Regions from separate parts of the Homo sapiens genome. Here all the other regions are linked to region 1. The links are chromatin loops, found by intact Hi-C in ENCODE. Cell type or tissue: PC-9. All regions are shown on one strand. Each heading gives the region's core, and the rest is flanking DNA. Links, peaks and the distances in the headings are about the cores only.

Region 1 (10,654 bases), core at 1,645-9,644:
TGAACTAACAATATATAAAATAAAATAAAATAAAATAAAATATCGCTCCTAAAGCACGAGGTTGAGGAACCGGAAAGCTCGCTGCGCCGCCAGGGGGCGCCATCACAAACCGCGTGGGGTGGGTGGCAGCCTGGCTCAAGCTTTGTTTCTCAGCCAAGCAAAGTTTTGCAATCCGGCCTGAATTTCAGCTACTGTTAGTGGCTAAAGGAAATAATAGCTCCTCTATCCCTAAAATAATTCTCAAAATAAAATCTAATCTTATTTTATGTCTTTTTTTTTTGAAACGGAGCCTTGCTCTGTTGTCCAGGCTGGAGTGCAGAGGTGCCATCTCTGTTCACTGCAACCTCAGTCTCCCATGTTCAAGCGATTCTCCCTCCTCAGCCTCCCAAGTAGCTGGGATTACAGGTACGCGCCTACCACACCCGCTAATTTTTGTATTTTTAGTAGAGGCGAGGTTTCACCATGTTGGCCAGGCTGGTCTCCAACACCTGACCTCAAGTGATCCGCCTGCCTTGGCCTCCCAAAGCACTGGGATTACAGGTGTGAGCCACCACGTCAGACCTAATCTTATATCTTTTTTTTTTTTTTTTTTAAAGGACATATCATATTTATTCATACACATGCTGGAATTATTGGTGCAGACATTTAAATACATTTTCTTTGAGAAAGTCCTTTTTTTTTTTTTTTTTTTTGATGGAGTTTCCCTCTTGTTGCCCAGGCTGGAGTGCAATGGTGCAATCTCAGCTCACAACAACCTCTGCCTCCTGGGTTCAAGCAATTCTCCTGCCTCAGCCTCCCAAGTAGCTGGGATTACAGGCATGCACCACCACGCCCAGCTAATGTTTTTTATTTTTAGTAGAGACGGGGTTTCTCCGTGTTGGTCAGGCTGGTCTTGAACTCCTGATCTCAGGTGATCTGCCCGCCTTGGCCTGCCACAGTGCTGGGATTACAGTCGTGAGCCACCACAGCTGGCCTGGGAAAGTCCATTCTTTTTTTTTTTTTTTTTTTTTTTTAATTTATTTTTTTATTGATAATTCTTGGGTGTTTCTCACAGAGGGGGATTTGGCAGGGTCATGGGACAATAGTGGAGGGAAGGTCAGCAGATAAACAAGTGAACAAAGGTCTCTGGTTTTCCTAGGCAGAGGACCCTGCGGCCTTCCGCAGTGTTTGTGTCCCTGATTACTTGAGATTAGGGATTGGTGATGACTCTTAACGAGCATGCTGCCTTCAAGCATCTGTTTAACAAAGCACATCTTGCACCGCCCTTAATCCATTTAACCCTGAGTGGACACAGCACATGTTTCAGAGAGCACAGGGTTGGGGGTAAGGTCACAGATCAACAGGATCCCAAGGCAGAGGAATTTTTCTTAGTGCAGAACAAAATGAAAAGTCTCCCATGTCTACTTCTTTCTACACAGACACGGCAACCATCCGATTTCTCAATCTTTTCCCCACCTTTCCCGCCTTTCTATTCCACAAAGCCGCCATTGTCATCCTGGCCCGTTCTCAATGAGCTGTTGGGCACACCTCCCAGACGGGGTGGTGGCCGGGCAGAGGGGCTCCTCACTTCCCAGTAGGGGCGGCCGGGCAGAGGCGCCCCTCACCTCCCGGACGGGGCGGCTGGCCGGGCGGGGGGCCGACCCCCCCACCTCCCTCCCGGACGGGGCGGCTGGCCGGGCGGGGGGCCGACCCCCCCACCTCCCTCCCGGACGGGGCGGCTGGCTGGGCGGGGGGCCGACCCCCCCACCTCCCTCCCGGACGGGGCGGCTGGCCGGGCAGAGGGGCTCCTCACTTCCCAGTAGGGGCGGCCGGGCAGAGGCGCCCCTCACCTCCCGGACAGGGCGGCTGGCTGGGCGGGGGGGCTGACCCCCCCCTCATCCTCCCTCCCGGACGGGGCGGCTGGCCGGGCAGAGGGGCTCCTCACTTCCCAGTAGGGGCGGCTGGGCAGAGGCGCCCCTCACCTCCCAGACGGGGCGGCTGGCCGGGCGGAGGGCTGACCCCCCCACCTCCCTCCCGGACGGGGCGGCTGGCCAGGCGGGGGGCTGACCCCCCTACCTCCCTACCGGACGGGGCGGCTGGCCGGGTGGGGGGGGCCCCCCCCCACCTCCCTCCCAGATGGGGTGGCTGCTGGGCGGAGAGGCTCCTCACTTCTCAGACGGGGCAGCTGCCGGGCGGAGGGGCTCCTCACTTCTCAGACGGGGTGGTTGCCAGGCAGAGGGTCTCCTCACTTCTCAGACGGGGCGGCCAGGCAGAGACGCTCCTCACCTCCCAGACGGGGTCTCGGCCGGGCAGAGGCGCTCCTCACATCCCAGATGGGGCGGCGGGGCAGAGGCGCTCCCCACATCTCAGATGATGGGCGGCCGGGCAGAGACGCTCCTCACTTCCTAGATGTGATGGCGGCTGGGAAGAGGCGCTCCTCACTTCCTAGATGGGATGGCGGCCGGGCGGAGACGCTCCTCACTTTCCAGACTGGGCAGCCAGGCAGAGGGGCTCCTCACATCCCAGACGATGGGCAGCCAGGCAGAGACACTCCTCACTTCCCAGACGGGGTGGCAGCCGGGCAGAGGCTGCAATCTCGGCACTTTGGGAGGCCAAGGCAGGCGGCTGCTCCTTGCCCTCGGGCCCCGCGGGGCCCGTCCGCTCCTCCAGCCGCTGCCTCCCGGGCGGCGCTCGCCGGCGCGGCGGCAAAGACTGAGACAGCTCCGCTGCCCGCTGAACTCCATCCTCCCGGCGGTCGGGCGGCGGCGGCTGCGGTCGGTCGCGGCGGCGGCTGCGGTCGGTCGCGGCAGCGGCTGCGGTCGGTCGCGGCAGCGGCTCCGCTTCATATCTGCAGCTGGGGCCCGCGGGCGTCAGCGCCGCGACTGTCCTGGCTCCGCACTGCCCCGGGCCGCAGCGCAGCCGCGCCAACCACCAGCCGCGGCCACCATGGCCAGACGGGCTCCCTAAGCCACCGACCCCAGCCCGCGGCGCCTTCGACCCTTCTGGGGCCTCCGGCGCCGCGACCTCCTCTAATCTTATATCTTAAAATAACCAAGTACATGCTCTATATGGATTTAACAGCAGAGAGGAAAAAAATATGAGAATATATGAGGACATTAGGAAATAAATTACTTATAATAACAGATTACTCTTTCCTTATAACATTACTTATTAATTATAAAAGTACTTATAATAATAGCTGACATGTTAAGAACTCCTATGTCACAAGCATTGTTCTAAGCACTATACACTCATTTTGGCCTCACAGAAATCTAAAGCATTTTTAAAATTTTGACTTTTCATTTATCACGTTTATTTATTTAATCTAATTAAATTAATTAATTAATTAATTAATTATTTTGAGATGGAGTCCTGCTCTGTCGCCCAGGCTGGAGTGCAGTGGCGTGATCTCGGCTCACTGCAAGCTCTGCCTCCCGGGTTCACGTCATTCTCCTGCCTCAGCCTCCCGAGTAGCTGGGACTACAGGCGCCCGCCACCACGCCCGGCTAACTTTTTGTATATTTAGTAGAGATGGGGTTTCACCGTGTTAGCCAGGATGGTCTCGATCTCCTGAACTCGTGATCCGCCCACCTCGGCCTCCCAAAGTGCTGGGATTACAGGCGTGAGCCACCACACCCGGCCTCATTTATCATGTTTATTTTTAAACATTCAAAAATCTTTAAAAATAGGGTTCCAGTTTATCCTTTATCCAGCTTTTTTTTTCAAATAACATCTTCTATAACTAATATAATTGTTCATATCAGGGAACTAGCATTGGTGCAATAACATTAACCAAGGGGATCTACAAATATTCAAATTTTGCTAATCATCCCACTCATGTCCTTTTTCTGCTCCCAAATCCAATCCAAGATCTGACACTGAATAACACTGTCACATCTCCTAGGCCTCCTCCAACCTGGGGGAGTTTCCCACTCTTTCCCTCTCTCAGGACCTTGACACTTTTGAGGAGGTCTGGTCAGTTGTTTTGTAGAATGCCTCTCAATTTGGGTTTGTCTCCTGTTTCCTTGGGATGTTTTAGGTTATGCATTTTGGGTAAGATTAGCACAGAAGTGATGTGTCTTTCTCAGGACATCCCACCTGGAGCCCCAGGATGTCCATATCTCTCATTACCGATGAGGTTCACTTTAAGCGCTTGGTTCAGGTGGTGTTTGCCAGGTTTCTCTACTATAAAGTTACTATTCATCTCATTGTAATTAATAAGTATCTTGTGGACAGATACTTTGGGAACAAACCAGTAGCCTGTTTCTTCTCACCTTACTTCCCCTGACCCCTCCTTCATACTCAATAGTTACAGCATCATCTTACCTTTACCCATTAATTTTTAGAATCTGTGGATGGTTCTTGATTCTGGCCTATAAACAATTATTACTGTGGTGTTAGCCAAATAGTGATTTTTTATTTCCATAATTCCTTCTACATTTATTAATTGGAATTCTGCTATAAGAAAGAGCTATTTCTTCTTCCTTATTTATTTCTTTGTTCAATTATTTATATCAGCATGGACTCATGGATATTTATGGGTTGGAATCCATTGCTATCATTATTATGTTGCTCATGTTGTCCCAAAATTGGTAATTCTAAGCTCCCTGTAATCTTTTGAAACATTCCCATAATTTTTCGAGTGGTTCCTTACTTTCTGGCCTCACAAAAAGCTCCGGGCTTCTCTTGTGCTTTCCTGCCCCAGCCCTGGATCAGCTATTTCTCCAGGGAGCCCTGGTTCCTTTCATGGGAGAATGATGTTGGTAAACCATGGGCACCGACACATCCATTGCCAGTGGGTGCCGATGCTCCTACGCCCTCTAGTGGTCAGAGCTGGGAAATAACACTCACACTAGTGTACTGGTAAACCCCACATTTTACAAATTAGGTAAATGAGGAAAAGTTAGGCAACTTGATCAAAATCACAGAGCACATAGGTAGTGGAACTGGGAAATGAAAACAATGGCAGACGCACCACAAGTCCTAACAAGTGGAAGTAACTCTTTCTTTTCTCTCTCTCTTTCTTTTCTTTTTCATTGACAGAGTCTTGCTCCGTCATCCAAGCTGGAGTGCAGTGGTGCAATCATAGCTCACTGCAACCTCCACCTCCTGACTGAAGCAAATCTTATTCCTAACAGCTTGCAAAGTGGATTTTATCATCATCATTTTAAAAATTATGGAATCGAGGATCAAAGAAGCCAAGTGACTCGTGCAAGATGACACAGTTAAGTGACAGAACCAGTAGTGAGTCCCAGGTCTCTCTGGATATAAAAAGTCCATGGTTATTCCACTGTATCAGTGTTTCCCAAAACTGACTTTAGGTGGAACATAAATAAGCTTTTAAGAAACTTTAATAGTTATATGTTTATTTTAATGCATGTTAGAAACAATTTTAAGCAAATTCACAAAACCTTTAATTTCATGGACAATATTGCAAAGGACGGGGATGTTTTGTTTCAAACTCCTGGCTTCAAGTGATCCCCCCATCTTAGCCTCTCAAGTACCTGGGATTACAATGTAAGCCATTGCACGCTGCTGGGACAAGGGTGTTTTGTAAAGTAAATTTATTTAGAAAAAATGTATGAAGTCAATAATAATAAAGATGGTACAAACTGTAGAAAACATTATAGAGATGGTCTATAAATATCTGAGGCTTGGGAGACATAATACTATAGCACCAGGCAGCTTCATCTTCAGTTATGTCTATAAAATTAAAGTCTCATAGTGCTGCATAAAGGAAAACTAAGAATCTTAGACATGGGTTTTAGCCCCATGTGTGCATTTCTAGGAACCCTCTCCCTGGACATCTCTGTGACCTCCTTGTTGGGAGTAAATCCAACTTTCCCAGCCATTAGAGAACACTAGGAAGACTCTGAATGCACAGAGGGGTTTCTGTGTCATAGAGGAAAAAGCTGGGTTGGGGGACCCTAGGGACTCTCTGCGTGGTGCATAAGAGATCCACACCCAGGACACAGCAGAGGTCAGCGCAGAGGAACGCAGCTCATCCTGTTATGGTACAGCGGTCCAAATAAGAGTTGCTTCTCAAAGCATGTTCTGGGGGAGCCAAAATGTAGACAGAAGTGAAGGAAAAGGCAAAGAAAAAGGAGGCAAGTGTGAGAAGGGAGGGGACAGAGAAGCATCCTGGGCTGAGACCACACCTCAGGCCCACCTGGGAAGTGCCCTGGGAGGAGTTTCAGCACAAACAGCACAGCTGACAGTCAGAGCAGCCATGCTTGGGAGCATTTCTGGAGCCCAAGCTCTTCTCCACAGTGGAGGACAGAGCAGGCAGCAGAGACCCTGGGACCCCCTCAGCCCCTCCCCGCAGAGGATTCATTCCCTGGCAGGGGCTCTTGGTAATAGGTGAGGGGAAGATTCTCTGGGAGTGGGTGGGAGGAGGGAGAATAGAGACTGGCAGTGGTCTCCTGGGGAGGGCAGGGCTCTGAGAGGGATCGAGGGTTTCTGCTGAAGTGGGAATAAGGGAGAGGACACCAGCCTCCATCATAGCTGAGACTACAGACACTTGCTACCATGCTCTGCTAATTTTTTAAAAAATTGTTTTAGAGATGGGGTCTTGCTATGTTGCCCAGGGTGGTCTCCAACTCCTATCCTCTAGCAATCCTCCCTCTATGGCCTCCCAAAGGACTGGCATTACATGCCTGAACTATTGCACCTGGTGCCTTTATTTTTTATAAAATATTACAGCCTGCCTGCTGGCCATTCCTCAGGCTAGCAAGTGCAGCTTCCTGCAGAGACCAATAGCAGGCACTTGAAGGAGGGAGGGTGGAACAGGGTTTGACGCTGAACAGGTTGGCCAAGTAGACATTCAATAGGGTTTAGGAGGAGCTATTAATATTCATGAAGGTTTGACTTACACAAGTTTGATAAGAAAACGTGCATGCTATATGCGTTCCATGTTCACTATGGAGTAATCAGGGTGCCCCATAGGGCAGTCTTCTCTCTGTTATCTGCACAGTAGAGCTTACAAAGCCCTCCATCAAGGCAACAGGACCCCCGTGGAGGACAAAGACTCTGTAGGTTAAACTGTGAACCTGAGACTCAGGACACAACATACCTGTGGTGAGTAAGGGGTCAGAGCTTCCTGGCCAGTCCCAGGCTGAAGATGTCCAAGGGCAACAGGACCTTCACTTTACTCAGTGTCACAGGTAGTGACACAGGACTCTATGAGAGTGGAACCCAGAACCCAGTGAATGCCGACTGCAGCGACCCAGTTAGCCTGAATGTCCCGTGTATCTTCTCTTCTTCTGGGGCTCAGGCTGCCAGCTCAAATCCACATAGCCAGAGCTCAAACCATTCACTTCCCCTTGGGTCCAAGAACACAGACCCCTGCCCTTGGATACCCAGGCTGGCTGTGACTTCCTGCCCCAGGCAAACCCGGAAGGGCACAGCCCTGACCAAAAATAGGTGGAGAGGGACTGCTCCTGTCATGGGAGGCTTGGGGTCCACAGCCTGTAATGGGAGAAACAGGTGAATGTCTCAGACTCAGGCTCAGTGAACACAGCGGAAATTTGGTTGGTACTTTCTCAAACAATGTTGTGACTTGGCTTAGAGGGACACTGTGGCCCTTCCACAGACCAGGAGTTTTCCTTCCCTCTGATAACATGTTCTCACCCTCAAACACAATTATGGTCCATCCTCTGAGGGAAACGATGTTGCCACCACTGTGGAGATGGTGCAACTGAGACAAACAGTGGTATCTGGTGTTGAATGGGACCTTAAGCCAACAATGACAACGTCAGTCCACAGTGTTTAGTATTTATGGACTCAATGCAAGTCACCTGATTTCATTGACTATTCACAACAGCTCAATAAAGTAAATGCATCATCACCACCACTTTAAAAAGGAAAAAGGTGCTTGGGCAATTTGTGACTACTGTGGTCGCTGCTGCATTGCTCTCTGGTAAAGCCAAGTAGGTAGTGGGTGCGGCCTCTGGGCTGGGATGATCCACCCTCCTGGTGGAAGCAGGGGAGCCAGGCTGGAGCCATGGCCTGTGCAGTGGTAGCAGCTGTACCGACTGCTGCTGCAGGATTTGCAAGCTGTTATGTTTGGCAAGCCACGAAGCACAGAAAGCCTCAAGTAAAACAAGTTTTTCAAAGTCTACCAAAATATTTTTCAGAGGTTATTACGACAGAGGTGGGGTTGAACCCAAAATGACAAAACAGGAAGCAGCACTAATACTAGATGTAAGCCCTAACGCCAATAAAGGAAACAGTAAGAGGTTCTTATCAACATGTTATGCTCTTAAATCACCCAGACAAAAGAGGGTCTCTTTATATAATAGCCAAGATCAATGAAGCTAAAAATTTACTGTAAGGACAAGCTAAGAAATGTAAATGTATAGTAAATTTCAAGTTTATATTAGTTTATGTGTACGAGTACCAACTTTTTATAATAAAATGCCTCCAAGCAGAGAAAAATTTGATTTTAGATTTAATAACCTATAACAGAGGACTCAGATGTCTGCTATTTCACAGTCAGCCTGAAAGGATCATTTTGCTGGAGGTAAGCTGCTGGTTCAGAAGGAGGAGTGAGCCACTGACCCTGTGGACAAAGAGAGGAGATGAATGACTGAGAGTTTCCTGGGGCCTGGGGCCATGTTCCTTCCCAGAGATCCCAGCCAGCTCTCAGGTTCCACCATGAGGTGTGCAAAGGAAACCATCCAGGGGATGGCCCTGACCCTCTGCAGAAGATCAAGAGTCTTTGCTCAGGTGACAATCTGTAAGGATAAGGTGGCACCTCTCTTTCACCCCAGACCACCCTATGGTGACCTTGGAGTTCTCCCAGACATCTCTGTGGGACCCACAATAGGAACTCCTTCTCAGCTCGCAGATTTTGCAACCTCATCATCAGGTTGAATTTTTCTCCTGTGGACTTTTGTGAGATTCTTTCTTAGCACTCTTTGTGGCTTTATAAAGATCAGTCCCTGTTCCTCATATAAACTTCTATGTATTGGGGGGAAGGCAGGTGTATTAGGCCACTTTTGTGTTGCTATAAAGAAATACCTGAGACCAGATAATTTGCAAAAAAAGAAGTTAATTGGCTCATGTTTCTGCATGATGCACAAGAAACAGGGTGACAGCATTTATTTGGCTTCCAGTGAAGCTTTTACTTGTGGCAGAAAGGGAAGAGGAATAGATATAACACATGGTGAGAGTGGTAGTAAGTGGCAGGGGGGAGGTGTCACTCCATGACAGTCTCACCCTGTCATTCAGGCTGGAATGCAGTGGCACAATCTCAGCTCACCGCAACTTCTGCTTCCTGAGTTCAAGCTATTCTTCTACCTCAGCCTCCCAAGTAGCTGGGATTACAGGTGTGCACCATCAAGTCTGGCGAATTTTTGTATTTTTAGTACAGATGGAGTTTCACCATGTTGGCCAGGCTGGTCTTGAGTTCCTGACCTCAGGTAATCCTCCTCCCTCAGTCTCCCAAAGTTCTGGGATCACAAGCATGAGCCACTGTGCCTGGCACCACACACTTCTAAATAACCAGACCTTGTACAAAATCACTCACTATCATGAGGACAGGACCTAGCCATTCATGAGGGACCTGCCCTCATGACCCAGCCAGGCCCCACCTTTAACATTGGGGATTACATTTCAACATGAGATTTGGAGGGGAGAAACATCCAAACTACATGAGCAGGCTTGCCAGTTGTGTTCATCTCTGAGGCCAGGGCAGCTTTTCATAGAATAGGAAGGGCATGTACTTTTCAAAAAATGTATTATGGAATGAAGATTGCCCAGCTCAGTCCTCATAACTTCTGGATTTGAAGTGACTCCAATCTAAGGATTTCTCAATCTGAAGGGCCCATCAGACTAACAGCGGATCTCTCTGCAGAAACTCTACAAGCCAGAAGAGAGTAGGAGCCAATATTCAACATTCTTAAAGAAAACAGTTTTCAACCCAGAATTTTATATCCAGCGAAATAAAGCTTCATAAGCAAAGGAGAAATAAAATCCTTTATAGACAAGCAAATGCTGAGGGATTTTGTCACCACCAGGCCTGCCTTACAAAAGCTCCTGAAGGAAACATTAAATATGGAAAGAAAAAACCAGTACCAGCCACTGCAAAAACATACCAAAATGTAAAGACCATCGACACTATGAAGAAACTGCAACAACTAATGTGCAAAATAACCAGGTAACATCATAATGATGGCATCAAATTCACACATAACAATATTAACCTTAAATATAAATGGGCTAAGTGCCCCAATTAAAAGACACAGACTGATAAATTGGATAAAGCGTCAAGACTCATTGGTGCGTGAGACCCATCTCATGTGCAAAGACACACTTAGGCTCAAAATAAAGGGATGGAGGAATATTTACCAAGCAAATGGAAAGCAAGCAAACAAACAAACAAAAAGCAGGAGTTGCAATCCTAGTCTCTGATAAAACAGACTTTAAGCCAACAAAGATAAAAAAAAAGACAAAGAAGGGCATTATATAATAGTAAAGGCATCAATGCAAAAGAAGAGCTAACTGTCCTAAATATATATGCACCCAATACAGGAACATCCAGATTCATAAAGCAAGTTCTTAAAGACCTACAAAGAAACTTAGAATCCCACGCAATAATAGTGGGAGACTTTAACACCCCACTGTCAATATTAGACAGATCAACAAGACAGAAAATTAACAAGGATATTCAGGA
Region 2 (10,654 bases), core at 1,587-9,586, 140 kb before region 1:
TCTTGAACCAGTGTGTATATATATATATATTTGCCGGCTGTAGTTGCAGACACTGTCACATACAATATCTCATTTAACCCTCGCGACCATGGAAGTAAGTACAGTTTGCTTCTTTTAGTAAATGAGGAAACTGGCACTGAGAAAGGCTCACTTGCTCCCAATTTCTGTGGCTGAAAGGGCTACATTTTGATGCACGTGTGGCCTGTTTTGCCACATTTTCTCCCCCCAGTTTTCCCTTCACAGACAGTCTTATTTACCTGGATTCAGGCTGCTAGAGACCATGGACATCAGCGTTAGTGGCAGCAACAGAAGGAGGGAAGAGATTAGAATTTATTTATCTATTTTTATTTTATTTTATTTTTTTGAGATGGAGACTCACTCTGTCACCCAGGCTGGAGCGCAGTGGCGTGATCTCGGCTCACTGCAACCTCCGCCTCCTGGGTTCAAGTGATTCTCCTGCCTCAGCCTCCTGAGTAGCTGGGATTACAGGTGCACGCCACCACGCCCGGCTAATGTTTGTATTTTTAGTAGAGATGGGATTTCACCACTTTGGTCAGGCTGGTGTCGAACTCCTGACCTCATAATCTGCCCACCTCAGCCTCCCAAAGTGCTGGGATTACAGGCGTGAACCACCACACCTGGCTGAGATTAGAACTTTAATTGTGACTGTTGGTGCAGCTGTACGTCGCTTGGAGATTGTATGGAAGGTTCCCAGTCGGAGGCTCCTGATCTCTGGGGATGGCTGAGGCCAGTGTACATGACCTGCCAGTCTGTGCTTTAGTCCCACAACACTGTTTTCATGTGAGGGCAAAAGCAGTGAACTGATGCTGTCTTGCTGTTAGGTAACGGATTAGACTTATACCTTTCTTTCTTTCTTTCTTTCTTTCTTTCTTTCTTTCTTTCTTTCTTTCTTTCTTTCTTTTCTTTCTTTCTTTCTTTCTTTCTTTCTTTCTTCTTTCTTTCTTTTTCTTTTCCTTCCTTCCTTCCTTCCTTCCTTCCTTTCTTCCTTCCTTCCTTCTTTCTTTCTCTCTCTCTCTTTCTTTCTTTCTCTTTTTTTTTTCAAGACAGAGTCTTGCTCTGTTGCCTAAGCTGGAGTGCCATGGTGCCATCTCAGCTCACTGCAACCTCCGCCTCCTGGGTTCAAGCAATTCTCCTGCCTCAGCCTCCCGAGTAGCTGAGATTACAGGCACACGCCCCCACACCTGGCTAATTTTTGTATTTTTAGTAGACACGGAGTTTCACCACATTGGCCAGGCTGCTCTTGAACTCCTGACCTCGTGATCCGCCCACCTCGGCCTCCCAAAGTGCTGGGTACAGGCATGAGCCACTGCGCCCAGTCCCACCTTATACCTTTCAATGACCCTTTCTAGCTGAGTATTTGGCAGGAAAGTGGATGCTATGTATTGGTAGAAGAGATGTTGAAAAGGTCTGCTTCCCCTCTGTGCTCCTGCTCCCATCCTTGGCAAAATATTGGCAATAGTAGCGTTGTTGCCTGGAAAGTTGCCTTGTTCCGGCTCTGTTCGCAATTCCTTTCCATTGTCTGGCTTAGTTGTTCTGGTCTAAAGGGGAGGGAACTGGGTTGGGGGAAGAGACCCCCCAGAGCTGCAGGTCCCAGAGGGTTTGAGAAACAGGAGCCACAGGAGGGAAGGAGCCCTGAAGTGTGTTTGCCCAGCTGCTGGGGCGCCTGGCTCCAGCCCTTGTTTGGAAATGGCCCCGGGCAAAAGAAGAAAGGTAATAATACTTGAAGTAAACATTAGGGGCATAGAATATCAGCACTCACTAAACTTGACATTTATTTGAGACTTTAGGCAATGTGCTCAAAGGGAGAGGAGAGGCTGGGCTTGAATGCTGGGTGATATTCATGGGGGCTGAAGGGAAGGCCAACAAGGGAGCCCTCCCTGGAAGCCTCCAGGCAGGAGTGAGAGCAGGGGGTGTGACTTTGTTTCCCTGAGAAAAGGGAAGAGGCAAGGCATGAGTCAAAGCCCTTTGATTTTTGTTTGACTGTTCTTCTCTGTCTGCATTTTCAACTTATCCCAGCCTGTTGACTGACACACGAGTTGATTGTGGACTTTGCTACTGCAGGGTTTATAAAGCACTGCAGGGACCAGGGACTGTGCTAGGCAGTGGAGTCTCTGTCTAAGTTGAAGGCTTGAGCAGAGTCTAAGCTTGTTCTGATGCAAATTACTGATGTGGCTTTTTTTCTGGAAAATTCTAAAAATGGTCTCTGCCTTCAGGAAGCTCAAGTCTAACCAGGGAGATGACATCCACTTCATAAAACCTAGAGATATGAGTGCAGTCATCTCTCAAAGTGGCAGGAGTGGAGGGGGACTGAGAGGGACTTGGTTGGGTGGAACTTGAGCTGGAGGTGGAGGAGGATTTGGGTTGGTGGAGGGCAGAGAGGAGGGCCGTGCAGAGCAGGGGCGTGTTGTAGGAGAGGTGCTCCCTGGAGCTCATTGGATGGGGATCTTAGAGGACAGGAGCTTTTATGTTCATTTTTGTATTGCCTGAACTCACACAGGGCCTGGCACTTTGGGAGTATTCTATAAATGACTGCTGAATGGAATGATGGTTTGTAACCTATTAACTTGTCCTGATGTGTTAGAAAGTGGGCAAAAGTGAAGCCCATTAGCAGAAAGAAAATCTTACTGAAAAATGGTCCCATGTATGCATAGAGCCTGGTGCGGCCACTTTACTTACTTATGCTGCTGAGTTCTGCATCAGTCCACACCGAGGCCACCGCAGGGGCCGGGAGCTCCTCCTCAGACCTTCCTCCAGGTGCCTCAGTCTCTTTATCCCTCTGTTCTCCCAGGTCCCGCTACCTGTCAGTTCACTCCATCTGGTTTCCCCTCCATGCACTTGGGGTGGGTGTCGCATCCTGTGTCTCATCGGGGGGTCTTCAGGTCCCTCAGGTCCATTGATTAAAACACCCCCAAGACAAATGGACTTTCCTCTTGTTAACATGATAACTTCTTACAATGCATCTCGAGAACATTATCTGTGTCAAGAGTCTGTCTGATGCACAGAGGCCCTCCCTCCCCCAGGAAGGAGGTCAGGGGAAGTTAGGAGAAAACACCACCCTGCCTGGGTTACTTATTTCCCTATTCTACAGTGTATTTGGTAGACGTTCAAAAATATTTGTTGACTTTGTCCATGATCCACATGGCTCTCATATAGTCATTTATTCACACATACATTCAGTGAGACTTTGAGCCCCTAGTGTGTGCCTGGTATTCGCTAGATGGTGGATGCTGAGATCAGGTGTGCTGCTGTCTCTGAGAAGTTCTCACTATACAGTGGCACCTAGGGTGACCGAATCCACCTGCCCCACTTTACAGACATGGAAATTAAAGTGCAGGGAAGTTATAAGATTAGTTCAATGTCACAAAGTCACTAGCCTCAAAGTTACGGGAATAAATCAAGTTTCCTGACTTTGTGGATTTTCTGTTAGTGTGCAGCCACCTGGCTGCTGCAGGTGCAGACATGTGAGCTCCGATAGGAGAGAGGACGCTCAGAGTGAAATGGGAGCCCTGAGCACCCTGGATTAGCCAGGAGGACATGTCGGGTTCAGCTGTGACCACACAAAGGACCATCGGGGACATTTGCATTCTCTTTTTCACTTTGAGCTTGAAATGACGAAATCTCAGCTCAGAAATGATCCCATGTATGCGTGGAACCTGGTGAGAAAACCAAGAGTGGGAGATTTTTCACAAGGCATTGGTGAGATGGGTCAAAGAAACCTGTGCTGATGTCTGTCACGGTGTTTCTCACTGAATGGTAATGGTCTGGCTTTGAGTGGGTTCCTTCCATAACCTGGAGCTCTGTGAGGCAGGGACCGGGTGTGATTCACCTTTGTCTCTCCAGTGACAGTACACAGCAGGCTCCGACAAATATTTCTTACAAAATAAAACTGAATAAAAAGTAGACACCTGCACAGGTGTAGGATGACTGAGCAGCAGCAGAAGCAGGAAAAGTCAGCGTCCCCAGATCAGCTGATACGGGGTTCAGCTTCTACATAGGGGTGAGGTGCCAGGACGGTGACGGGGGTCCTGTGGCTCTGCTGCTCTGGGGAACACCCCTAGGATTTGGAGCATCTGCTATGGTTGCTGCACTTCACTCGTCCGTGGGAAAGGGACCGGAAGGTGTGGGACTTCACGTGACCCAACGTGGGAAACCACCAAGGGAATTTGGGATGGGTGGCACATGTTTTTTTTTTTATTTTACCCAATATTTGAAGGTGGGTTGTACAAAGAAGTATTAGACTTATTTCAGCCTATGGAGGACACAGGACAAGGATTGGTGAGTGCGAATCACACACATTTTGGCTCAGGATGTGAAAGAACTGTCACAGTAAAGTAAGTTTCCTTGGGGAATTACCAGTTTACTGGCGGAATTCAGGCTGAGGCTGATGTTGAAAATACCCATTACAGTGGCCTGGCGCGGTGGCTCACGCCTGTAATCCCAGCATTTTGGAAGGCTGAGGCCGGCGGATCACTTGAGGTCAGGAGTTCAAGACCAGCCTGGCCAACATGGTGAAACCCTGTCTCTACTAAAATTACAAAAATTAGCCGTGCATGGTGGAATGCGCCTGTAATCCAAGCTACTTGGGTGGCTGAGGCAGGAGAATCGCTTAAACCCAGGAGGCGGAAGTTGCAGTGAGTGGAGATCGCGCCAAGATCGCGCCACCGCACTCCAGCCTGGGCGACAGAACGAGACTCCGTCTCCAGAAAAAAAAAAAAAAAAGAAAAGAAAAGAAAGGAAATACCCATTACAATGATTTTTAAGGTTACAAGGGCAGAACTTGGCTTGGAACTGTTTCTCACTGATCACATATTGTTATAAAAACTGTTTTTTGCAATGGGTCGTTGCTCTGTGATGCAGGCTGAGCTCTCTCTGACAGTTACTTCCAGTCTTTGTGGGCGGTTATGGTTCTCTTACCTCATCTGTGACTTGGACTTCACTTCCTACACCCTGCCCGCTCCAGCCCCATCCCCTCCACGACTGGCGAGACCGCTAAGAGTTAAGTGCATTTACTGATGATGGTCACAAGGTGGCAGCACTGCCTTTCGGGTGTTTTCTAAATCCTCTACCTGGATGTGGGCGAGTCTAAGACGCTGTTTTAAGAAAAGGTCACAAATGAGACGAAGGTAAATGTTATTTTCCTTCTTTCTCCTGTAAGGTGACGGAGTTCAGATGACTGTGAAATCATTGCATTTTAGAACTGGAAGACACTTCAGAAAACTGCTTCACAATCTTTAATGTGCTCACAGATCCCCCAAAGATCTTGTTTAAATACAGATTCTGATCCTTCTGATGGGGTCTGAGATTCTGCATTTCTAAGGAGCTTTTGGACATGTCGTTGCTTTTGGTTGGTGGGCCACACTTTGAGTAGCAAGGGTTGAGGGTCATTTAGACATTAATTCTCATTGCACCTGATTATAGATGAAGAGAGACTGAACTGCAGAGAAAGAATATAACTTGCTTCACCCTGCCATGCCCTTACTGCATGACTTTTTGTATTTAAACCCACAGCTTTAGCCTCTCCGACTAGTTCTTGCTCCATGCATCACGTAGTCCTGTCACTGTTGTTGGCGGCTTCTCTCTAGCTTAGGAATCCAGACTCCCCTTTTCACCACCTTCTTTGGTCTTGGCTCAAGGTTTCACTTTGGCTGGTTCTGCCCTCTCAAAACCTTCAGTGGCTTTTCTGTAATCAGATCAAATTTGAACGTCTGTCTAGTGTTCATTTCCCTGCAACATATTATCCCTGTTTAGCAAGCTTACCTAACTTCCCTGTTTTAAAATGGTTTCTTTCTGCTTCAGCTCTCCCTGCTCCTTCCTGTTCCCTACACATACCCTGTTCAGGTCTCTCGGTGGTAGTGGTGGTGGCATGGGTTCCGGTGTTAGACTCACTGAGGTTCTAATCCCACATCCACCAACAACCTTGGCAAGTTACTTCCCCTTTCTGAGGATCAGTATCCTCCTTGTGAAATATCCCCATATCGTGTGTGAGAAGAGTAAATAAAATAACATCTGCAAACCCACTCTTACTCCTGGGACCTTCTTCAAAACTAGCATCTCCGGTGGGGCCTGTGTGTGTCTTTGTGCATCCAGAGTGGTGCAAAGTGTGCATCTTTGCGTGCGTTGTGTATTTCTATCACATGATTCATAATTTCCTTCCCATCAGTGGCAATTAGGAGCTCATCTCAGGCTTAGGATAGTAAAATTATATGGCATGTGTTTTCACTACAATAAAGGTCCCTCTGAGGTCTGAGGAGGAAATTGGCCAGGAGGGCTGGATGCTTTACTTAGGTTCCCTTGGCTTCTGTTTCTCTTTGTGTCTGCTTTCCTAAGCCTGAGTCTTTCAGGGTCTAACCCAAATCCTTCCTGTTTTGTGAAATGTTCAACCGTTTTTGACCCAGTTGATGCCACCCTTCTGTAACTTATTTCATCCATGTATTGGCATTTAATTATGTGCCAGCCCTCCCAGTGAGACCCCCATAGAGAGGCTGGAAGGGTGTTGGCTGTGTGAGAATTGAGAATTGAAGGTTGAGTGAGTTCTTTTCTTACTACTCCCTGAGTGTTGGAGCTGCCTTCTATCTTTTTTTTTTTTTTTTTTTTGAGACAGGATCTCACTCTATTGCCCAGGCTGGAATGCAGTGGCATGATCTTGGCTCACTGCAAACTCCGCCTCCCAGGTTCAAGTGATTCTCCTGCCTCAGCCTCCCAAGTAGCTGGGATTACAGGCACCTGCCAACACGCCTGGCTAATTTTTGTATTTTTAGTAGAGATGGGGTTTCACCATGTTGACCAGGCTGGTCTTGAACTCCTGACCTCAGATGTTCTGCCGGCCTCAGCCTCCCAAAGTGCTGGGATTATAGGCGTGAGCCACTGCACTTGACCCTGCCTTCTCTTTTTTTCGAGCTATTGCCAGCAGCAGTTCCTCCTGTACCAGCAGCACCAGACCATGGCAGGCATGTGAATACCTTAGGGATTGCTCTTCTCAGGGTCCTTCCTGCCTCTGGGTTTTGGTTACAGTGGCATTTTTTTGCATGTTATCAGATGGCCCCTCTAAGGAGGGGACTGATGATATCTCTTTATAAAAACCTCAAGATAATAACTCTAACGAAGTTGAGCACAGTGTCCTCTTGCTTAAACAGCCGGGTGACAGGAGATGTGTACACTTTCCTATTTTGTGAAATTTATAACAGTCTTTATTCTCTTACTTCAAAAGAAATTAAGGACAAAAGACCAAGTGGGGAGAACAGGGTTGTTTAGGGGAGGTCATGTATCTCTGATGTGGATTTTGTGAATTTTTCATTCAGTTATACCCGGAAGTGTGCATCTTGGCATATGTGGTCATATATTTCCATGACATAATTCATAATTCCCTTCCCGTCAGTGGCAATCAGGAGCTCACGTCAGGCTTGTGATAGTAAAATTATATGGTGTGGGCCAGGCGCCATGGCTCACGCCTGTAATCCCAGCACTTAGGGAGGCCGAGGCACGCGGATCACGAGGTCGGGAGATCGAGACCACCCTGGCTAACACGGTGAAACCCCGTCTCTACTAAAAATACAAAAAATTGGCCAGGCGTGGTGGTGGGAGCCTGTAGTCCCAGCTACTCAGGAGGCTGAGGCAGGAGAATGGTGTGAACCCGGTAGGCAGAGCTTGCAGTGAGCCAAGATCGCACCACTGCACTCCAGCCTGGGCGACACGGCGAGACTCCGTCTTAAAAAAAAAAAAAAATTATATGGTGTGTGCTTTCACTACAATACAGGTTTCTCTGAGATCTGGAGAGAAAATAGTCCAGAAGGGCTGGACACTTTACTTGGTGTCCTGCGTCTCTCTCTCTTTTTTCTTTTTTTTTTTTTTGAGACAGGGTCTTTCTCTGTCACCCAGGCTGGAGCACAGTGGTGCAGTCTTGGCTCACTGCAGCCTCAACCTCCTGGGTTTGAGTGATCCTCCCACCCCAACCTCCCAAGTAAGTAACTGGGACTACAGCCATGTACTACCATGCTTGGCCAATTTTTTTTTTTTTTTGGGTAAAGATGGGGTTTCACCATGTTGCCCAGGCTGGTCTTGAACGTCTGAGCTCAAGTTATTTGCCTGCCTTGACCTCCCAAAGTGCTGGGATTACAGGCATGAGCCACCGCACCTGGTCCTGCCTTCTCTTTTTATTGGGTAGCATTCTACTCACCCATCATTTCTCAGTTAGGAGATTTTTTTGCCTTCCCATTTCCCTATCATGGGTCCATGCCAAATATTGTGTCTGGAACTGGATGTTAGGTCCAAGGAATGGCCTCCTAGCTGATTTCCAGGATTCTAATCTTCATGGTGTAAGCTGTAGATGCTGGTTAGAGTCACCTATATGGCATTTAAAACTTACCAGGGCCTGTGTCTTCCCCTAAGAGAGTCTGAGATGATTGGTTCATCATGTGGCCCAAGTATTGGTCACTTACAAATGCTTCCAAAGAAAATAGCCATTTTACAGTGGAGGAACTTTTAGCCCAGTGCTCAAAGTTAACGTCTCCAGTGATCAGAGATATCGACATCTTAGGACATCCTAATATGATGGATGGAGAAGGTGCAGCATCACCTCTGTGGTGTTCTTGTCTAACGTGTACAACCTAAGTTTAATCATGAGTAAAAAATAGAAGCCCAAACTGAGGGTCATTCTACAAAATAACTCCAATACTCTTCAAAAATGTTAAGGTCATGAAGGCAAAAGAAATTCTGAGGAACTGTACCAGTTTAAAGGAGACTGAGAGGACAAAAAATGAGATGCAGTGTGTGATCTTGGATTGGATCCTGGTCTAGAAAGAGGACATTAGTGGGGAGATAGAGGAGATTTCAATAAGGTCTGCAGATTCATTCATTGTACAATGTCAGTGATTAATGTATTTATTTTATTTTTTAAATTTAAATTAAATTAAATTTATTTTTTGAGACAAGAGTTTTGCTCTTGTTGCCCAGGCTGGAGTGTAATGGCATGATCTCGGCTCATTGCAACCTCTGCCCTCTGGGTTCAAGTGATTCTTCTGCCTCAACCTCCCAAGTAGCTGGGATTACAGGCATGCACCGCCACACCCGGCTAATTTTGTATTTTTAGTAAACGTGGTTTCTCCATGTTGGTCAGGCTGGTCTCGAACTCGCGACCTCAGGTGATCTTCCCACTTCGGCCTCCCAAAATGCCGGGATTACAGACGTGAGCCACTGCGCCCGGCCTATGTATTGATTTTAATGATTGCACTGTGGTTATCTAAAACAATATTTGGGAAAATTGAGTGAAAAGTATATGGGGACTCTATTTTTGGAACATTTTTGAAAGTGTGAAATTGTTTCAAAATGAAAAGTTTAGAAAAAGAGAAAAGCTTCTAGGTAATTCTATTAAGTTGTCAGAGTTCAGAACCACATCTCTAAGTTATCTTGCCTAACACTATTGTAACCAAGTACCCCTATTTTTCTAGAGGTAGCTTAATTTTTTTAATTGTTTTAACAGAAATAATTATTTCATTTCTCCTAACCCCACATTGTTGCTGACCAATGGTTAGCATCCTGATTTGGGTCAGAACCATCGTAGGAGCAAAAGCTGCTTATAACATTGGCCCTGCTTGCAGGGATAGGCATATCCCTCTGGTGTGGAGCTTCCTGATATTACAACCTGTTTATAAAAATACAAGGCACGCTTTCCCAGAGACCTTCTAGACCTCAGACCACAATGCTCCAACCAATATAATCTATAAGTCCGGGTACTCATAAATATTTCCAACTCCAGGTAGATCAGTTTCATTCTAATGCTCACTGACTATGCGCCCTTTCAGCAAAAAGTACTCAGAACAAATATGGCACCCAGATCCCATAAAGATAAAAATAAAGCTTGGCAGTGGAAAATGGTAACTGAGTACCCCCATTTTTCTAGAGGTGGTTTAATTATTTTTTCCTCCCTCTGTCTCCTGTCTCATTTCCCTGGCTACCCGTTTCCTACCCTTAGCCCTTCAGAAATGCATATATAACCTTCCACCTCCCCCATCACCAGACATTCCCTACAGGGCAAGTTCCTCTAGCTGTGTGCTCCGTGATGAATCTCTCAAGAGTTGACAGTTCATTAGCGGACCAAAGAATACCTGCCATGGAACTTTCACCTCCAGAGGGTTGCCTCAGAGCTTCCATCCTGGGTCACCTCAGAACTTACACCCACTAGGGGAACATGTCAGAAGCATGCCCACGTGGCCATTTTTACAACTTACTTCTGTCCAGGAAGGCACCATCTCAACTGCCCGGTAGATAATTGCCCAGTAGCAGGGGGACGCTTGTTCTTGCTCATTTTCTCTTTTACCTTCTAAAAAAATGCCTGCTTTCTGCTCCAAAGGTGGAGCAGCACATTTAAAGGCAGAATGCTTTGTGCCCCTTCCTCCAAGCTAGCTTTAGAATAAATTCACTTTTTTTTTTGTATCGGACCTCACTCATGTTGATGGGACTCTACATGCAGCATGCGACTAACCTGGTTTTCGTTACACTGGTTTTTGGTTACACTGTCAGAGTAATCTTCCTGGAAATGCTGTTTGTCATGTTACTGAGCTTCTCAAAGCTTTCCAGTGACTCCTATCATCCATAGAATGAAGTTTCAATTCCTTAGGCTGCCATTCAAAGGCCCCAT
Region 3 (9,784 bases), core at 289-8,288, 110 kb before region 1:
AGGTCTGTTTTCCCTCTGTGCTCCTGCTCCCATCCTTGGCAAAATATTGGCAATAGTAGTGTTGTTGCCTGGGAAGTTGCCCTGTCCTCTCTCTGTTCACAATTCCCTCCAATTCTGCAGCCACATAAGGTGGCAGCAGAGCAGGATCCGGGACAAGAGGCAGCTCCCCTGCCGAGAACACCGCCCCTGGAGCAGTGGGTGACACCAGGCCTCCTTGTGTGTCCATCGGGAAGGTGGCCATGGCTTAGTTGTTCTGGTCTAAAGGGGAGGGAACTGGGTTGGGGGAAGAGACCCCCAGAGCTGCAGGTCCCAGAGGGTTTGAGAAACAGGAGCCACAGGAGGGAAGGAGCCCTGAAGTGTGTTTGCCCAGCTGCTGGGGCGCCTGGCTCCAGCCCTTGTTTGGAAATGGCCCCGGGCAAAAGAAGAAAGGTAATAATACTTGAAGTAAACATTAGGGGCATAGAATATCAGCACTCACTAAACTTGACATTTATTTGAGACTTTAGGCAATGTGCTCAAAGGGAGAGGAGAGGCTGGGCTTGAATGCTGGGTGATATTCATGGGGGCTGAAGGGAAGGCTAACAAGGGAGCCCTCCCTGGAAGCCTCCAGGCAGGAGTGAGAGCAGGGGGTGTGACTTTGTTTCCCTGAGAAAAGGGAAGAGGCAAGGCATGAGTCAAAGCCCTTTGATTTTTGTTTGACTGTTCTTCTCTGTCTGCATTTTCAACTTATCCCAGCCTGTTGACTGACACACGAGTTGATTGTGGACTTTGCTACTGCAGGGTTTATAAAGCACTGCAGGGACCAGGGACTGTGCTAGGCAGTGGAGTCTCTGTCTAAGTTGAAGGCTTGAGCAGAGTCTAAGCTTGTTCTGATGCAAATTACTGATGTGGCTTTTTTTCTGGAAAATTCTAAAAATGGTCTCTGCCTTCAGGAGGCTCAAGTCTAACCAGGGAGATGACATCCACTTCATAAAACCTAGAGATATGAGTGCAGTCATCTCTCAAAGTGGCAGGAGTGCAGGGGGACTGAGAGGGACTTGGTTGGGTGGAACTTGAGCTGGAGGTGGAGGAGGATTTGGGTTGGTGGAGGGCAGAGAGGAGGGCCGTGCAGAGCAGGGGCGTGTTGTAGGAGAGGTGCTCCCTGGAGCTCATTGGATGGGGATCTTAGAGGACAGGAGCTTTTATGTTCATTTTTGTATTGCCTGAACTCACACAGGGCCTGGCACTTTGGGAGTATTCTATAAATGACTGCTGAATGGAACGATGGTTTGTAACCTATTAACTTGTCCTGATGTGTTAGAAAGTGGGCAAAAGTGAAGCCCATTAGCAGAAAGAAAATCTTACTGAAAAATGGTCCCATGTATGCATAGAGCCTGGTGCGGCCACTTTACTTACTTATGCTGCTGAGTTCTGCATCAGTCCACACCGAGGCCACCGCAGGGGTTGGGAGCAACTCCTCAGACCTCCCTCCGGGTGCCTCAGTCTCTTTACCCCCTGTTCTTCCAGGTCCTGCTCCCTGTCAACTCACTCCATCTGGTTTCCCCTCCATGAACTTAGGGTGGGTGTTGCACCCTGTGTGTCATCAGAGGGGGCTTCGGGTCCTTCAGATCCATTGACTAAAACACCCCCAAGACAAATGGACTTTCCTCTTGTTAACATGACTTCTTGCAATGCATCTCAAGAACATTATTTGTGTCAAGAGTCTCCCTGATGTACAGAGTCCTTCCCACCTTCAGGAAGGTGGTCAGGGGAAGTTAGGAGAAAACACCACCCTGCCTGGGTTACTTATTTCCCTATTCTACAGTGTACTTGGTAGATGTTCAAAAATATTTATTGACTTTGTCCATGATCCACATGGCTCTCATATAGTCATTTATTCACACACACATTCAGTGAGGCTTTGAGCGTCTAGTGTGTGCCTGGTATTTGCTAGATGGTGGATGCGAGAAGATCAGATGTGCTGCTGTCTCTCAGGAGCTCTCACTATATAGCTGCACCTAGGGTGACCGAATCCACCTGCCCCACTTTACAGACGTGGAAATTAAAGTGCAGGGAAGTTATAGGAGTAGTTCAATGTCACAAGGTCACTGGCCTCAAATTTACAGGAGTAAATCAAGTTTTCTGACTTGCTGGATTTTCTATTAGTGTGCAGCCACCTGGCTGCTGCAGGTGCAGACGTGGTGAGCTCCGATAGGAAAGAGGACGCTCAGAGTGAAGTGGGAGCCCTGAGCACCCTGGATTAACTGGGAGGACATGCCGGGTACAGCTGTGACCGCACAAAGGACCATCAGGGACATTTACATTCTCTTTTTCATTCTGAACTTGAAATGAGAAAAACTGAGCCCAGAAAACCAACAGCAGATTTTTCACAGGGCATTGGTGAGATGGGTCAGAAAACCCTTTTCTGATGCCTGTCACGGTGTTTCTCACTGAATAGTAATGGTCTGACTTTGAGTGGGTTCCGTCCATAGCCTGGAGCTCTGCAAGCCAGGGACCGGGTGTGATTCACCTTTGTCTCTCCAGTGACAGTACACAGCAGGCTCCTATAAATCAATCTTTTCCTTCCTTCCTTCCTTCCTTCCTTCCTTCCTTCCTTCCTTCCTTCCTTCCTTCCTTCCTTCCTCCTTCCCTCCCTTCCTCTCTCTCTTTCTTTCTCCCTTTCTCTCTTTCTTTCTTTCTTTCTTTCTTTCTTTCTTTCTTTCTTTCTTTCTTTCTTCCTTCCTTCCTTCCTTCCTTCCTTCCTTCCTTCCTTCCTTCCTTCCTTTCTTCCTCTCTTATCTTTCTCTTTTGATGGAGTCTTGCTCTGTCGCCTGGCTGGAGTGCAGTGGCGCGATCTCGGCTCACTGCAACTTCTGCCTCCCTGGTTCAAGTGATTCTCCTGCCTCAGCCTCCGAAGTAGCTGGGACTACAGGCGCACGCCACCAAGCCCAGCTAATTTTTGTATTTTTAGTAAAGATGGGGTTTCACCATGTTGGCCAGGATGGTCTTGATCTCTTAACCTTGTGATCCACCTGCTTCAGCCTCCCAAAGTGCTGGGATTACAGGCATGAGCCACTGTGCCCAGCCTCAGATAAATATTTCTTACAAATAAAACTGAATAAAAAGTAGACACCTGCACAGGTGTGGGATGACTGAGCAGTGGCATAAGCAGGAGAAGTCAGCGTCCCCAGATCAGCTGATGTGGCATTTGGCTTCTAGGTAGCGGTGAGGCGCCAGGACGGGGACGGGGGTCCTGTGGCTCTGCTGCTCTGGGGACACTCCTAGGATTCAGAGTGTCTGTTGTTGTTACTGCACTTCACTTGCCCATTGGAACGTGATCAGAGGGTGTGGGGCTTCAGGTGACCCCACATGGGAAACGGCCAAGGAATGGTGGTATGGGCAGCACATGGTGGTTTTGTTTTTTTCTTAACCAATATTTGAAGGTCAGTTGTATGAAAAGCTGTTAGACTTATTCAGCCTACAGAGAGTAGTGTGAGGATCGGTGACTGCGAATCAGATACATTTTGTCTCCGGATGAAAAAGAACTGTTACAGTAGAGTAAGTTTCCTTGGAAAGTTACAAGTTTACTGGCAGAGTTCAGGCTGAGGCTGATGTTGAAAATACCTGTTAGAGTAAGTTTTAAGGTTACAAGGGCAGAGCTTGACCTGGAACCATTTCCTACTGATATCACATAGTAAGTATTATAAAAACTGTCCTTTGCAAGGGGACATTGCTTTATGATGCAGGCTGAGCCCCCTCTGACAGTTACTTCCAGCCTTTGTGGGTGGTTATAACTCCCTTATCTCATCTGTGACTTGGAGTTCATCCCGTATACCCTCTCTGCTCCAGCCCCGTCCCGTCCTTGACTGGTGAGACTGGTTAAGAGTTAAGTGCGTTTCCTGATGATAGTCACAAGGTGGCAGCCCTGCCTCTCTGGTGTTTTCTAAAACCTCTACCCAGATGCGGGCGAGTCTAAGAGGCTGTTAGGATTAAGAAAAGGTCACGAACGAGGTAAAATGTAAATGCCATTTTCCTTCTTTCTCCTGTGAGGTGACAAAGTTCAGATGAGTGTGAAATCACTGCATTTTAGAACTGGAAGACATTTCGGAGAACTGCTTCACAATCTTTAATGTGCTCACAGGTCACCCCAAGTTCTTGTTAAAATACGGATTCTGATCCTTCTGGTGGGGTCTGAGATTCTGCATTTCTGAGGAGCTTTTGGACATGTTGTTGCTGCTGGTTGGTGGGCCACACTTTGAGTAGCAAGGGTTGAGGGTCATTTAGACATTAATTCTCACTCCATGTGATTTATAGATGAAGAGATACCAAACTGCAGAGAGAGAATATAACTTGCCCTCCACAGCCATGCCCTTACTTTATGACTTTTTGCATTTAAACTCAGGGCTTCAGCTTCTCCATCCAGTTCTTTCTCCACACATCTCATGGCTCCTTCACTGTTGTTGGTGGCATCTCTTTAGCTTAGGAACCCAGAACCCCATTTTCACACCCTCTTTTGTCTTGTCTTTTCTGTAATCAGAAGATCAAGTTCACACGACTGTCTAGTGTTCATGCCTCTGCAACATATGATCCCCATTTAGCAAGCTTACCTAACTTCCCTGTTTTAAAATGGTTTCTTTCTGCTTTAACTCTCTCTGCTCCTACCTGTTCCCTACACATACCCTGTTCAGGGCTCTCGGTGGTAGTGGTGGTGGCATGGGCTCCGGTGTTAGACTCACTGAGGTTCTAATCCCACATCCACCAACAACCTTGGCAAGTTACTTCCCCTTTCTGAGGACGAGAATCCTCCTTGTGAAATATCCCCATATGGTGTTTGAGAAGAGCAAATAAAATAACATCTGCAAACCCACTCTTCTTCCTGGGACCTTCTTCAAAACTAGCATCTCCAGTGGGGCCTGTGTGCATCTTTGTGCATCCAGAGTGGTGCAAAGTGTGTATCTTTGCGTGCGTTGTGTATTTCTATCACACGATTCATAATTTCCGTCCCATCTGTGGCAATTAGGAGCTCATGTCAGGCTTAGGATAGTAAATTTATATGACATTTGCTTTCACTACGATAAAGGTCTCTCTGAAGTCTGAATAGAAAATTGGCCAGGAAGGCTAGATGCTTTTCTTGGGCTTCTGTTTCTCTTTGTGTCTGCTTTCTTAAGGCTGAGTCTTTCGGGGCCTAACCCAAATCCTTCCCGTTTTGTGAAATCTTCAACCTTTTCTGACCCAGTTGATCCCACCCTTCTGTAAATTATTTTACCCATGTATTGGCATTTAATTATGTGCCAGTCCTCCCAGTGAGGCCCCACAGGGAGGCTGGAAGGGTATTGGCTGTGTGAGAACTGAAGGTGAATTGAGTGAGCTCCTTTCTTACTACCCCCTGAGTGTTAGAGCTGCCGTCCCTTTTTTTTTTTTCCAGCTATTGCCAGCAGCAGTTCCTCCTGCACCAGCTGCACCAGACCCTGGCAGGCATGTGAATACCTTAGGGATTGTTCCTGTCAGGGTCCTTCCTGCCTCTGGGTTTTGGTGAAATTGGCATTTCCTTTTGCATGTTATTAGATGGTCCCTCTGAAGAGAGGATTGATGGCATTCCTTTATGGAGAACCCAAGATAATAACTCTAGGGAAGTTGAGCACAGTGTCCTGTTGCTTAAACAGCCAGGTGACAGGAGATTTGTACACTTCCCTATTTTGTGAAATTTACAACAGTCTTCGTTCTCTTACTTCAGAAGAGATTAAGGACAAAGGACCAAGTGGGGAGGGCGGGGTGGTGTACCTCTGACGTGGATTCTGTGAATTTTTCATTCAACTGTATCCGGAAGTGTGCATCTCTGCATATGTGGTCATATATTTCTATCACATGATTTATAATTTCCTTCTTCTTAGTGGCAATTAGGAGTTCACATCAGGCTTATGATAGTTAAATTTTATGGTGTGTGCTTTCTCTACAATACAGGTTTCTCTATAGTCTGGAGAGAAAATACTCCAGAAGGGCTGGACACCTTACTTAGCATTTTGCCTTCTCTCTCTCTCTCTCTCTCTCTTTTTTTTTTTTGAGACAGGTTCTTGCTCTGTTGCCCAGGCTGGAGCACAGTGGTGCAATCATGGCTCACTGCAGCCTCAACCTCCTGGACCCTAGCAATCTTCCCACCCCAGCCTCCCAAATAACTGGAAGTACAGACACATATTACCTATGCCTGGCTATTATTTTTTTTTGTAGAAATGGGATTTCACCATGTTGCCCAGGCTGGTCTTGAATGCCTGAGCTCAAGTTATCTGGCTGCCTTGATCTCTCAAAGTGCTGGGATTACAGTCATGAGCCACCACACCTGGCCCTGCCTTCTATTTTTATTGGACAGCAGTCTACTCACCCATCATTTTCCCAATCAGGAGATTTTTGGCCTTCCATTCCCCTACCATGGGCCCATGCCAAATGTTGTGTCTGGAACTGGATGTTAGGCCCAAAGAATGGCTTCCTGACTGATTTCCAGGATTCTAATCTTCACTGTCTAAGCTGTGGGTTTCCAATCCTGGATGCTGGTTACAGTCAGCTGTAGGGCATTTAAAACCTACCAATGCCTGTGCCTTTTCCCAGGAGTGTCTGATTTGATTGGTCCATAGTGTGGCCTGGGGTATTGGTCACTTAAAAATGCTTCCAAAGAAAATAGCCATTTTACAGTGGAGGAACTTTAGCCCAGTGCTCAAAGTTAACATCTCCAGTAATCAGAGATATCTGCATCTTAGGGCATCTTAATACAATGCATGGAGAAGGCGCAGCATCATATCTATGCTATTCTTGCCTAAAGTGCATAATCTGAGTTTAATCAGGAGAAAATATTAGAAAAGCCCAAACTGAGGGCCATGCTACAAAATAACTCCAATACTCTCCATAAATGTTAAGGTCATGAAGGCAAAAGAAATTCTGAGGAACTGTCCCAGATTAAGGGAGACTGAGAGGACAGAAAAATGAGATGCAATGTGTGATCCTGGATTGGATCCTGGTCTAGAAAGAGGACATCACTGGGAAGATAAAAGGGATTTGAATAAGGTCTGCAATTTATTTACTGTACAATGTCAGTGATCATTTATTGATTTTAATGTTTGCACTGTGGTTATCTAAAACAATATTTGGGGAAGTTGAGTGAAAAGTATATGGGGACTCTATTTTTGGAACATTTTTGAAAGTCTGAAATTATTTCAAAATGAGAAGTTAAAAAAAAGAAAAAAAAAAAGATGAAAGCTTCCAGATAATTCTATTAAGTTGCCAGAGTTCAGAACCACTTGTTATCTTGCCTAAGACTGTTGTAACCGAGTACCCCTATTTTTCTAGAGGTGGCCTAATTTTTAAAATTATTTTAACAGAAATAATTATTTTATTTCTCATAGCCCCACATTGTTGCTACACCAATGGGTAGTGTCCTGATTTGGGTCAGAACCATCCTAGTGGCAAAAGCTGCTTGTAATATTGGCCCTGCTTGCAGGGATAGGAATATACCTCTGTTTTGGAGCTTCCTGCTTTTACATCCTCTATATAAAAATACAAGGCAGGCTTTCCAAGAGACCTTCTAGACCTCACATCATAATGCTCCAACCTATATCATCTATAAGCCTGGGTACTCATAAATATTTTTAACTCCAAGTAAATTGGTTCCATTCTGCTGTCCAATGACTATGCCCCCTTTCAGCAAAAAGCAGGCAGAACATATGTGCCACCCATATCTCATAAAGATAAAATAAAGCTTGGCAGTGGAAAACTGGAAGTGAGTACCTCTATTTTTCTAGAGATGGTTTAATTATTTCCCTCTCTTTTCTCATTTTTCCGGCACCCCGTTTCCTACTTAGTCCTTCAGAAATGTATATATAACCTTTCACCTCCCCCATCACCAGACACTCCCTAAGGGGCAAGTTCTTCTAGATAGGTGCTCCATGACGGGTCTCTCCTCAAGAGTTGACAGTTGATCAGCAGACCATAGCATACCTGCCATGGACCTTTCATCTTTAGGGGATTGCCTTAGAACTTCCATCCTGGGCCACCTCGGAACTCACACACTTTCGGAGGGTGCGTCAGAAGCATATCCAGGTGACTGTTTTTATAACTTACTTCTGTCCAGGAAAGTGCCAACTCTGCTGCCCAGGAGACACCTGCCCAGTAGCAGGAGGACCGGACAGTTATCTACTGCTCATTTTCTCTTTTGCTCATTTGTTGGTCATTCTCGCTCATTTCCTCTCTTAACTTATAAAAATACCTGCTTTTTGCTCCAAAGGCGAAGCAGCAAATTTAAAGGCAGAATGCTTTGTGCCCCTTCCTCAAAGCTAGCTTTGGAATAAAGTTACTTTTTTGTATCAGATCTTGCTTTTTTTTTTTTTTTTTTTTTGAGACGGAGTCTTGCTCTGTCGCCCAGGCTGGAGTGCAGTGGCACGATCTCGGCTCACTGCAAGCTCCGTCTCCCGGATTCACGCCATTCTCCCGCCTCAGCCTCCCGAGTAGCTGGGACGACAGGCGCCCGCCACCACTCCTGGCTAATTTTTTGTATTTTTTAGTAGAGATGGGGTTTTACCGTGTTAGCCAGGATGGTCTCGATCTCCTGACCTCGTGATCCACCCGCCTCGGCCTCCCAAAGTGCTGGGATTACAGGCGTGAGCCACCGCGCCCGGCCCAGACCTTGCTTTGGTTAGTGGGACTCTACATGCAGCCTGCAACTAATCTGCTTTTTGGTTACACTGTCAGAGTAATCTTCCTGGAAATGCTGTTTGTCATGTCTCTGACCTTCTCAAAGCTTTCCAATGACTCCTATCATCCATAGGATGAAGTTCCAATTCCTTAGGCTGCCATTCAAAGCCCCCATAACACAGCCCCAGTCTACTCCCTTGGTCTGTGTAGAAAGACTTGACCCACATTTTATGTTTTCATGTCTGAACTTATTCTAATTCTTTCACACCTTCCCGCAATACCTTCAACTGTCTTCTCAGCCTCCTGAGCTGTTCTTTGTCCTAAGGCCCGTTTCAGACCCTGACTCTTCATTGAAGCCTGTGTGGTTATTTCTGTTAGAATCAGTCATCCTGTCTTTCTTTGAGTTCATGTACGCTCAATCGCTCTGCAGTGAAACAAGACCTTTAGATTCAGAAATATGTGAGTCGGAATCCTGGTTCCACCTTTGACCAATTCTGAGATAAAGGACAAGTTAATTGATGTCTTGGGATAGGGTGATAATAGTGCCTACTTAAAACATCATTGGGGACATTAGATAAGGTGGAAATATAAAGGTCCCAGCATGTAGCAGGTTCCTTCCCCATCACTTTTGTAGCTCAGTGCTCTCCAAAGCTACTGTGGGTTGTGCAGAGGCTCTTATCACAATTTTCTGGAGAGCGTTTTAAAAATATTTGTGCCTGGTCATCATTAAAATGAGAGACACTCTTGAACTGAATTAAATGCTTGGAGCTTTAAAGAGTTCAATTGAGATTTTTTTCCCCGTGGAAAACAACTCAGTAAATACGTGATCTATGGACAGAGGAATGTAACCCAATAAGGGAGAAGGAAGGGACAATGGATTTCTAAATGGGAGAAAGGTGTGATGCCTTCCACACCCATCCTTTTGACCTCAGTCAGACAGCATCAAGGAAGTACAACTCCTAAAATTATGTAAGGGAAAATAAAAATCTCATGTCACACTCATTACACCAAAGGGATAGTTCAGTCTGAAGACTGAGTCACATAATGCCACCATCTTTTCTCCAGATGAACAACTGTTACTACACAACCTTGTGTCAAAGCATTGTACGTTATAGCCAGACCTCCCACA

Evidence for each region. Peaks named below come from ENCODE experiments on the same cell type or tissue, not always from the same donor. Only the 100,000 strongest peaks of a DNase experiment are listed, where the experiment ranks them.
Region 2: it touches region 1 in a loop (9-fold over the local background); 8 of 110 quality-filtered maps call a loop at or near these places.
Region 3: it touches region 1 in a loop (16-fold over the local background); 48 of 110 quality-filtered maps call a loop at or near these places.

The regions. Positions count from the first base shown.
Region 1 is chr19:41,636,227-41,646,880 of GRCh38, reverse strand. It overlaps LOC105372405 (a long non-coding RNA gene), which reads left to right. Exons shown (of 3, transcript XR_935972.1): 3 at 5,023-5,560. It also overlaps the pseudogene DNAJC19P3. Among named protein-coding and RNA genes, the nearest start is that of CEACAM4, 14 kb to the right of the region's middle. In PC-9, for the core only: CTCF peaks have their summits at 4,604 and 4,810 (motif pointing left); a DNase peak (open chromatin) is centred at 4,800; H3K27me3 peaks cover 3,183 bases.
Region 2 is chr19:41,780,153-41,790,806 of GRCh38, reverse strand. No RefSeq gene overlaps it. Among named protein-coding and RNA genes, the nearest start is that of CEACAM3, 11 kb to the left of the region's middle. In PC-9, for the core only: CTCF peaks have their summits at 4,809 and 5,022 (motif pointing right); DNase peaks (open chromatin) are centred at 5,036 and 6,976; H3K27ac peaks cover 4,301 bases.
Region 3 is chr19:41,740,924-41,750,707 of GRCh38, reverse strand. No RefSeq gene overlaps it. Among named protein-coding and RNA genes, the nearest start is that of CEACAM6, 9.7 kb to the left of the region's middle. In PC-9, for the core only: CTCF peaks have their summits at 3,696 and 3,896 (motif pointing right); a DNase peak (open chromatin) is centred at 3,907; H3K27ac peaks cover 1,210 bases.